Linked DNA regions of Homo sapiens: region 1 is linked to region 2. Evidence: read pairs that join two places in POLR2A ChIA-PET (ENCODE). Cell type or tissue: K562. All regions are shown on one strand.

What was found. ChIA-PET counts read pairs that join two places held together with the same protein. Peaks named below come from ENCODE experiments on the same cell type or tissue, not always from the same donor. Only the 100,000 strongest peaks of a DNase experiment are listed, where the experiment ranks them.
Region 1: POLR2A ChIA-PET joins it to region 2 with 5 read pairs; 4 of 35 experiments call an interaction of 5 or more read pairs at or near these places.

What each region holds. Positions count from the first base shown.
Region 1 is chr1:21,592,695-21,597,694 of GRCh38, forward strand. RAP1GAP (RAP1 GTPase activating protein) reads right to left here. Exons shown (of 25, transcript NM_002885.4): 24 at 4,992-5,000; 25 at 3,527-4,570. Among named protein-coding and RNA genes, the nearest start is that of LINC02596, 8.7 kb to the left of the region's middle. In K562, a CTCF peak has its summit at 3,026 (motif pointing left); DNase peaks (open chromatin) are centred at 2,059 and 2,997.
Region 2 is chr1:21,534,695-21,539,694 of GRCh38, forward strand. The region is part of intron 1 of ALPL (alkaline phosphatase, biomineralization associated); the gene reads left to right. Among named protein-coding and RNA genes, the nearest start is that of ALPL, 28 kb to the left of the region's middle. RefSeq lists enhancers at 1-326, 2,762-3,279, 3,280-3,798. In K562, CTCF peaks have their summits at 285 (motif pointing left) and 2,140; a DNase peak (open chromatin) is centred at 277; H3K27me3 peaks cover 2,674 bases.

The DNA of each region.
Region 1 (5,000 bases), 58 kb after region 2:
AGTTCCCTCCCTCGCTGGGCCGCACCTGAAACCCCAGCTCCTAGGTGGGCACAGCCGCCCACCACCCAGTGCACAGAGCCCAGCGTATGGACCCTTAGGAACACTGCATCCCGCCTCCTGTGTGATGGGTCCAGGGAGAGAGGGGGAGAGAGCCACAGCTGCAGAGAGGGACCACGAGACTCAGAGACAGAGAGAGGCAGAGACACAGAGATAAAGGGACACCACAGAGACTGAGCACTGGAGACAGAGGGGGAGACAGCTGAGAGGGAGACAGAGAGCTTCCGGATCCCTGCCCAGAGCTGCTTCAGGAGACCAGTGAAGCGGGTGGAGGGTCCTGAAAGCCCACTAGGATTTGCCTGAGTGGATTGGGGTGGAGGAGAGGTGGGGTCCCTGAGCCCCAACGTTGGGCCCCAGACTGGCCGGCCCTGGGAGGCAGGGGTGGGAGTCCATTCAGAGGCCGGCCTCAGCCCCAGGGCTCTCCCCTCGCCCTGCCTCCCAGGGGCAAACACAGGGACATTCATGGCTTCCCAGAACGGCCTATGGGGCAGCCAGAGTGGCTTTTAAAATTAGCCTCGCTAACCAGATCTGGTTATTTCAGGAGGCTCCATCCCCTTGGCAAGGCGGGAGCAGGGAAGAAGGGAGGGACCTCCACATTCCAGGGTCCCTGGCTGAGCACCCCCTGTGGCCTGAGCAGCAGAGAACGTCCAGCTCCCAGTCCCCTGGCACGGCCGGCCCGGGCCTGCGGTCATCTCCTTGGCAAAGTTGCCCCAGGGTTGGCCATGGAGGTCCAAGAACACCCCAGCTGGGGGTGGGTAGGGGAGGACCCCCTTGTATTGGGCACGGGTTCTGTGCCAGCAGCCATCCCAGGTACCTTAGAGGCCAAGACAGCCTCTTCAGAGCAATAGGTAGGGGCCTTGTCCTCATTCTCCAGGTAAGGAAACAGACTCCTGGAGACAGGAGGCCCCTGCTGTGAGGTAGGGGAGATGGGGGAGGGCACGTCTTCCAGGCACCCAGGTCCCTCCACGGGAGGCCTCTTCCCTCCTGTGTCTGGAGGAACCCCCCGGCTGCTGTTTCCACTACCAGAGTAATTTCTAAGCAGAGTCCAGCGCTTCCCGGAGCCTGGTACCCCCCGCCCAAGTTCTAATTCCAGCCTCGAGTCAGAGTGTCCCGGCTCGCCCTCCCACCTCACAGCCCAGGGTGAGCACAGAGCTGGCGCGGGCACAAGAGAAATAGCACCGGACACTTTGATCCCAGAGGCCCGATCCGTTGCCAGCCTCCCCTGACCCCACCTCGGAGCTTGGAGGGATGCGGTAGGGTGAAACCCAGCCCCAAGGCCTTCCTTCCCGCAGACGGCCTGGCACCAGCTGGACAGGGATGGGGCAAAGGCAGGTTCTGCCCACCAAGCTGCCCACCTGCTCTGCCACAGCAGCCCCTGCTGCTCTGTCTCAGCTGTGGGATAGAGTGGAGTGGGGGTGCATTGCTAAGTACAGGGAGACAAGCCGGAGACCTCCCCCAGCTCTGTTATGGCAGCATCGTCACCCCAGGTAAACCTGGCAAGCTGAGGCCCAGGGAAGCACCTGACGCCGTCCATTCCCAAAGCCTCACATCTAGGCACCTGTGCTGGGCCCAGTGGCAGGTGGGCGTCCTCCACGCACTGAGCGGACCCCACGTGTTCTGAATTACGGACGTCATTGATCCCTTCCTGCGGTATGCACACTCTCTTCTTTGAGCCCACCACGTGCTGGGGCTGCACCCAGAACTTTATGAGGTGTCACCTCATTTAATCCTCATGCCAGGGTGCCAGCGAGGGCAGGGCTGTTAGCACCCCCACTGCACAGATGAGGAAACTGAGGCCCAGGGAGCCAAAATCGTGTCTGCATGGTCATAGCGCGAGGAGGCGAAGCAGCTCAGAGCTGATTCTGAAGAAGCTCTTAACCGTGGTGCTGAACTGTGATGCCGGCCCTGTGGAGGTGGGGCAGGAGGAGAGAGGGCAGAGGACTGCGGCGGAGGGATAGGGAGCAGGGGTGCGGCTGATGGGTGGGCAGTTCACAGGGGACTCACTGGGCCCAGAGCAGCCTAGAGCCAAACCGAGTTGGGTGGGGCTGGGGTTTGGGTGTGAGTCACCACCCATGGGTGGCCTGAGGCATCAGAGGGTCACAGAAGGGCCCTGTCGGGAAAAGTGTGGCACTCCCTGGACAAACCCCTGGGGTTCCTTCAGCATCATCCTGGGAAGGGGGCAGGGCCAGCAGGGGATAGGGGGCACTGCCAAGCTGTCAGGGAGGCCAAGGCACGGCTCATCCCTTCGGGGCCCAATTTGGTGCCTACTCCCAAATGTCCCCAAAGCCACCCCGCAGACCTGCTCTCCTCCGTGGTCCTGCCCCAGAGGGAGAGTCCCCTCATTCACCCAACACCCAGCCTGTACCCCCGGGAGCCACCCGATTCCCCCCTTAGCCCCACAGCCCATCAGGCGCTTGGTCCCCCTGCTCAGGCCCACCTGGTGTCCTTCTCAGCGTCCTCCTGGCCACCCTCTTACCCCAGCAACAACCTCGTTGGTCCCCTCCTCCCTCCACTGGTGCAGCCTCCACCAGCAACTACCGCTCCTGCCTGGGGCTCCCCCTGCCCTTGGCGCAGAGCCCTGGCCTCTCCGTCGGGAGTTCAAGGCCACATTGCCTCTGGCCTCATCCCTGCCCATCTCCCTGTCCCCTCCATTGTCACCTTCCCACCATTCAGAGCTGGCTGCCACCTTCCTGGTTCCAGGGGTGCTCTGCCTCCCCGCCCTTTACTCGAGGCCCCCTCCTGCAGCGTCCCTCCTCCCTAGGCCTTCTCAGGAACGGGGAGCAACTCCAGGAACTTTCCCTGACGCCTCTCTCCCCAGGCCCTGCTTGTGCACACCTCTCCTGTCCCCGGCTGCCCCTCATCACCCTTCGTCCTACTGTCCCAGCTGTGAGATCCTGGTAGAGGGACTTGGACTCATCCCCGTCTCCTGGGTCCCCATCGGGTCCCGTAAGTGGTCCCTTGGCGCCGCCTTGTGGCCATATCAGGGGATTCACTGAATATGAGAACAGGGAGAAGGAAGTAATTAATTGAGCACCTAATGTGTGCCAGACACTGTGCTGTATGTTTGATACGCACCAGCTCATTGAATCCTCACAACAAACCCTTGGGAGAAACACTACCACTCCTATTTTACAAAAGGAAACACTGAGGCTCACGGAAGCTAGTAAGTTTCTCAACGCCACCCACCCAGCTAACAAGAGACGGTCCCAGGACTCAAACCTAGGTCTGCCTGACAGCACAGCCATGTTCTTCCTGCAGTGGGGAAGGGGCCCAGGATGCAGGGAAGGACAGCACCCCGGGGAGGAAACCACGGGCGGTGCTCACAGAGCTGGTGGCTTGGCTTTGGAGGTGTCCCCAGGCCCAGCAGCTCTGATGGGGACAGGCTTGCTCCCTGCCACCTTGACATCCCTGGACATCTGTCTGGGGTCAATCTGGCCACGGTTCACACAAAGCCAGGCCCAACTCTGGGTACAATAGCGATAAATAGAATTTATTTTATACAACTGTTACCGACATCCACACGGCCACAGGGGCTTCCAAAATGGGTATTGGGGCCAGGAGGCTGGCCTTTGGCGTGACGCCTAAAAAGTGTGACCAGACACACAAGGGCTCCCAGCAGCTGTGCCGGGCTGCCCCCTCCATGGCGGTCGGGGGAGGCAAGGCCTGGACTCTCGGCCAGCTGAGACTCTTGGCCTGGAGGGCCCAGCATGGGATGGCAGGGGTTAAGCTGGGTGCTGGCTGAGGAGCCAGGTAGGTCCCCATCCCCCATGAGGGGGTTACTTGTCTGTCATGTGTAGGCAGTGGACAGGGCATCGGCAGACCTGTGGCAGAACTGGAGGGTCCAGGAGGCATACTGGGCACAGCCGGCTCCCTGCCCCTCAGCCCACCTGGGGCTCCAGGGACCTCAAGAAGCAGGGTAGGGTGATAGGAGGTCCCTGGGAAGAAAATCCTACCTTCTAAGGCAGGTGCATGTAATCACAGTCTTCAGTGACCTCTGAAATAATCTTGTCCATTTGTAGCAGACATGCCCAGAGAGGGAGAGTGACTTGCCCAGAGTCACACAGCAGAACCCAAATTGGAAACCAGGACCCGGCTCCCAACCCAGTGCTCACTCCCCCACATATCACATCCTCCTTGTGCTGCCTCCAGGGGCTAAGCTCTCCACACGGAGCTGTCTCAAACTCTCTCTCCCACCTTGTTCCCTCTGAGTCCAGAGGGATGCTCAGGGGTGATGGAGGCCCAGGGAGGGGGCAAGCCAGACCCCCAGTCCTGCTTCCACTGAGCAATCCCTGCCCCAGCCCAGACCCCCAGGCTGGGGGTGGGGACGATGCCAGCAGCTTCCCTGATCCCAGGTCTGGACGGCTCTGCCCTGCAGAGACAGCCCAGATGGGTGGGCCATGGGGAGGGTGGGGAGGCAGGGGGCAGCCCACGGGCTGGTGTTGGTCTTCAGGGCAGAGGTCTCGTCTGCCTGGGCTTGACACGGCACCTTCCCCTTGTGCTTCTGTGGCCTCATCTGCAGGGCAAAGGGGGATGGAGACACCATGAAACATGGCATGGTGGGTGGCTGGCACCAGTGTGCCCCAACTCTGCCAAGTCCCTGCCTCAGAGAACCCCACCCTGGGAGGGGCCCACCCTTGGAATTCCAGGCTCCAGGTCTTTCCATCCCATTGGGAACCCCTGAAACTTCTCCCCACCTGGCAACTGCCAAGTCCCTTTCACACTCCCATCAAATCCTCCAACAATGCAAGGGCAGAGGTCACGGGGAAGGGCCGTGGCCTGCCCAAGTCACCCAGCAACTGAGGACCAGGGGGCTCAAACCCAGATACATAGCTCCCACCCCAGAGAGGTGACAGAAGAACAGGGAGGAATCAGCTCAGCCCTCTACACACCCCCACCCTCTCCCACCAAACACAAGCTGAGGGGCTGGGTCTAACCTGCTCAGT
Region 2 (5,000 bases):
CCCTTGGTAGAGTTAGGGGAGAGGGCACGAGGGAGACAGGAGGCCCTGGGCAAGAATCCAGTTGCGCTGGTTGTATTGACATGCATGGACTTGAGAGTTATCCTGAAACCCTATCCCTCCTTATCTGTGATTTGGGAATCACGTTCTGGCCTGTGTGGGATCATTGCAAGGCCACAGTGAAATGATTTCTTGGTGAGACCTTCTCTGATCTTTCTATTTAAAACTGCAAACCTCCCTGTCCTCCTCCCTGCCTTCTTTTTCCCCGCTGTACTTACCGCCACCTGGCGTTCTATTGCTTTTACTTACTTCCTTGTTGTCTGCCTGCCACACTGACAGGGATTTGGGCTGTTATGTTCAGCACCTAGAACAGCCCCTGGCATATTGTGGCTGCTCAATAAACAGTGTTCCAGCGAATGTTGGTTGAATAACATATAGGGAAAGCCCTAGGCATAGAAGGTGTTTAGTCAAGATCAGCTGGATCTTAGAGACATAGGGCAGACGCCTGAGAAAGGCTGGGACAGCTCACTTGGGGTGACGAGGTCTCCCATGAAAGCATTTGGGGTCTGGATTTCAGGGCAGTGCTGGTTTCCTCTCTGGCCACAGCCTGCAAGCAGCGAGCCATATAGGAGAGGAAAGTTTGGCTGGGTGTGGGGCCTCACCCGGGAGTCCCAGCACTTTGGGAGGCTGAGGCAGGAGGATTGCTGGAGCTTAGGAGGTTGAGAGTCTGGGCAACATAGCGAGACCTTGTCTCTACTAAAAATAAAATCACCAGCCGAACGTGGTGCTGTGCGCCGGTGGTCCCAGCTACTTGGTCTCTTGCTGAGGCAAGAGGATCGTTTGAGCTCGGGAGGTTGAGGCTGCAGTGAGCTATGATCGTGTCACTGCACTTCAGCCTGAATGACAGAGCAAGACCCTGTCTCAAAAAAAAAAGAAAGGAGAGTGAAGCTGGATGGGCCAAATACTGGGGCTTCTGAAGAAGTCAAGACCTTCAGGCAGACAGGAAGCTCATGACACTTAGCTTTCTCGTTTTCTTTAGCTTTTTAAACCACTCTGACTGCTCCTGAGTGGAACAAACTCTCAAAGAAATGATAGCCTCAGCCCACTCCACTCCAATGACTAGGAGAAAAAGCAGTAGCACTGGGCCCAGGCAGATCTGGAGACATGGCTTGGCCCTGCCCCTGTTTAGCAGAGGGACCTAGGGCAAGTCACTTCACCTTGCTGAGTCTCTACTTTCTCCTCTGAAATGGGTGTAGTGGTATTCTCCCTCCGAGGCCTTTTGTGTAAAACCTACTAGAAAGGTGAATTATAACCAGTCATTACCAAACTGAAGGGCCTGGAAGGCAGAGCTTGTACCTGCAAGTCCTGTCACAGGGCTGGCACACAATAGATGCATGGAACCTGGTGGTCAAAGGGTTGTAAACTTCAATGGACAACAACCTGTCAGAAAGTGAGGATCTGAGTCCTGCAGGGCTATTAGACAAGTCCAGCCCCAAAACTTTCTGTAATTCTAGAAGTTTATAGATTCCAAGTAGAAAGTGACTTGTAGGAAGTTGGACTCTTACATTACCACATACTTGAAACTTGTCAGCTTTAGCTTGTTTGCAAGATTTTTCCTCTGGCAGAAACAGCTGGCAGAATATGAATGACCTGATTTGGTTGCTCACAATCTAAAGCGCTGAGAAAAACTGGCTGAGCTGCAGTTCTGAGGTCAGACTCTGTGTTCCAAGTAACAGAAAAGCCAAGACGCACAATGGGGAAATTAATTGGCTCATGTAGCCAGGATGTTCAGAGGAAGGCTTCAGGCATGGCTGCATCTAGGAGCCCAAGTGATGCTATCAAAGACTCAAGGTCTCTACCTTTCTCTAGTCCATCTCTGAGAGGTTGCTTCCTCTTCAGGCTATACAAAGTGCCCTTCCCCACCACTTCACACCCTCATAACCCAGCAAGCAGACAGAGTCTTCCAGCTGGAGCCAGTCAGGGTCCACCTGGAGCTGGAGGCGGGATCAGTCCCACCCAAACCAGGCTGAAAGGGGGAGGGTCACTTCCCAAGGAAACTTGGTGGTATTGTTAGGAAGGGGAAACAGACTCTGGGTGGCCAAAAATGACAGTAGATGTCCACTCCACTCACCAGAGGGAGTGCAGTGGAGAGCCGTAGAAACTTCTGCATTGTACCTTTTGATTTGCAAGGTTCCTTCCCTTTTTTTTTTTTTTTTTTTTTTTGAGACGGAGTCTTGCTCTGTCACCCAGGCTGGAGTGCAGTGGCGCGATCTTGGCTCACTACAACCTCCACCTCCCAGGTTCAAGCGATTCTCCTGCCTTAGCCTCCTGAGTAGCTGGGATTATTGGCGCCCGCCACCACGCCTGGCTAATTTTTTGTATTTTTAGTAGAGACAGGGTTTCACTGTGTTAGCCAGGATGGTCTTGATCTCCTGACCTTGTGATCTGCCCGCCTCGGCCTCCCAAAATGCTGGGATTAAAGGCGTGAGCCACCGTGCCCGGCCAGGTTCCTTCCCTTCTAAGACGCTGATACTGGAGGCAGAATGGAGTTTATTATCCCTGCTCTACAGCCAAGGAAACAGCCCTTGAATATTCAGCGAGGACTCTGACTTGTAACCCTGGGCTGCCCCCACTGATCTCAGCCTCTCTGTGCAAAATTATAAGCCCAGAGGAGCTGACCCAGGAGGGAGAGGCCAACGTGACTGAAGCCCCTCACTTTGTGGAGCGGGCACTCTGTCTAGATACAAGAGGCCCCCAGGAAGCTGCGATCACGGGAAAGTACACAGGGAGCTGAGAGAGCAGCATGACATGAGGACCAGCCACAGGGCAGCAGCCAGGCATGGCTTCCTGCAGCTCTCATTGCCAGAACCACCCCCCCCACCGCCATCCCCCTACACCCCAGCAGAGTGAGCTCATGCAGCCCCACTGAGGCAGGGCTCCCTGTGCCTGGGATGGCTGAGGCACGAGCTCTGCCATTGGTGACCGAGGTTGTCCTGGCATGTGACTGAGATGGGGGTGGCACGTACACTGGACATGGAGCTGGACGGACCTGGCCTGAATCCCAGCGCTCCCACGTGGTTGCTTTGTGACCCTGAACCTCCCTCCTGTTCTGAGCCTTGGTTTTTCCTCCTGAGCCGGAGCTGATCATTTGCACTTCACTGGAATTCGAAGACTGGGTGAAAAGCCCCCGGCGCGTAGTAGTTGCTCCATAGAGTTTCTCCCTCTTCCTCTTTGGGTCCTGTTAGTAGCTATGTGACCTTGGCCCAGTTCCTTGACTTTTCTGTACACTGGGAGCAATGAGGGCGTTGGTGTGAGGACCAGATGGCTTTGCGTGTAAAGTGCTTAGAGCAGTGCCCGGCACACTCGTGATCACTGTTACTTCTGGCTAACACCTATTGTTTAATGCGTACCAGGCCCTGGGTCTTTCTCTCCTTGTTTATTGTCTCACTGAATTCTTGTTCCTCCAGTGACGTAGGCTCTCACCAGGATGGTCCCCATTTGACGGGTGAGGTGGTGTGCCCAAGGTCAATGGGGGCCTGCTGAGCTGCATGCCCTTGGGTGGGACCTCACCTCCATAGGCCCCAGTTTCCTGTCTGGGGCTCTCGGCGTCAGCCCTGCCCTACTATGTCCCAAGGTCGCCGCGGAGATCAAACGCAAAAGCCACCGGAGCCTTCTGTGGCCGGCTGGAGCGTCCTCTGGGAATGCGAGGAACGCTGTTATCTGGAGCCCAGCTGCCCTGAGCACTGTCTCTGGGAACACCCGCGTCCTTCCTCCTCTGATCTGAGCCCTCTGCGCCCGCCACCCAGGGATTCGGCTTGTGCTGGCCGCTGCCCAGCAAGCTACAAGTTCATTGTCCCTTTTCCCACAGCCCGGCGCCTCCTCAGCCTCCTCTCACAGGGCCTGCGTGGGGCCATCTGCACAATGGACACATCCTCTGCTAGGGGGAGGGGAGTGGGGAGAGCCGGGATTGGCCAATGCCCTGTCTTGAGGATGAGTTGAAGGAGGGGATTATGGGTGGGGGTGGCCAGGGTGCGCCCACCTGGCCGGGGGCAGAGCCAGGTCTTGAATGCCAGGTCTTGAATCTGGGATCCTCCCCTCCCTGCCACTGCAAGCCCCAAGTGAGTTGCACTGCAGGGCTGGCTACAAGATACCGTGCAAAGATCAGAAGAGACTTGGACCCTAGATGTGACATTCTCTTGCTGTGTGACCTCTGGCAAGTCACCTCACCTCTCCTGTAAAGTTATGATTATAGGAAGCCCTCCCACTGGGAACCGTGGTGCAGATACAATGAAATAACATTTGGGAACAGAGTGTAGTGAGTGTGAATCAAATAGCAGCTGCACGCAATCCCTTCATCTGCAAAAGTATAATGTGTCTGTGTAATGTACATATTGCAGAGAGGGCAAATGGTGGTTTGTTTCCAGTCTTGCCTCCTGTTTGAGGAGTTTATGCTTAGTCCTGGGAGACAGAAACATCCCCAAGTAAGGCTGAATTCTGGCTCGCTCACTTACTGGCTGTGTGACCTTGGGCATGCTCCTTAATCTCTCTGTGCTTCTGTTTTGTCATCTGTAAAATGGGGATAATAATAGTGCTTACCTTGAAGGTTGTTGTGGGGATCAAGTGAGTTAATATAGGTAAAGTGTTTAGAACAATGCCTGGCACATAATAAGGTCTATGAAAAGGTTTGTTATTATTAATCTTATGAATACGATGACAAAATATGTAAAATAGGATTTTTCTAAAATAGTCTCAGTTTGAAATATTTTCATCAGTTGCCGCAAATCACTAATGTACGGAAGTCCAAGACATTGGCATCCAAGCTGCGCCTTGAACACTGCCTTGCCTTTCCAGTAATTGCCCCCCAAATCCTCAGCTGGTTAGTGGGGAGACCTATCCCTGCCCCTGATGTGCTGTGTGACACTGGGGAGGTTGTGTACCCTCTCTGTGTCTTCCTTTTCTTTTTCCTTTTTTTTTTTTTTTTGAGATGGAGTCTCACTCTGTCA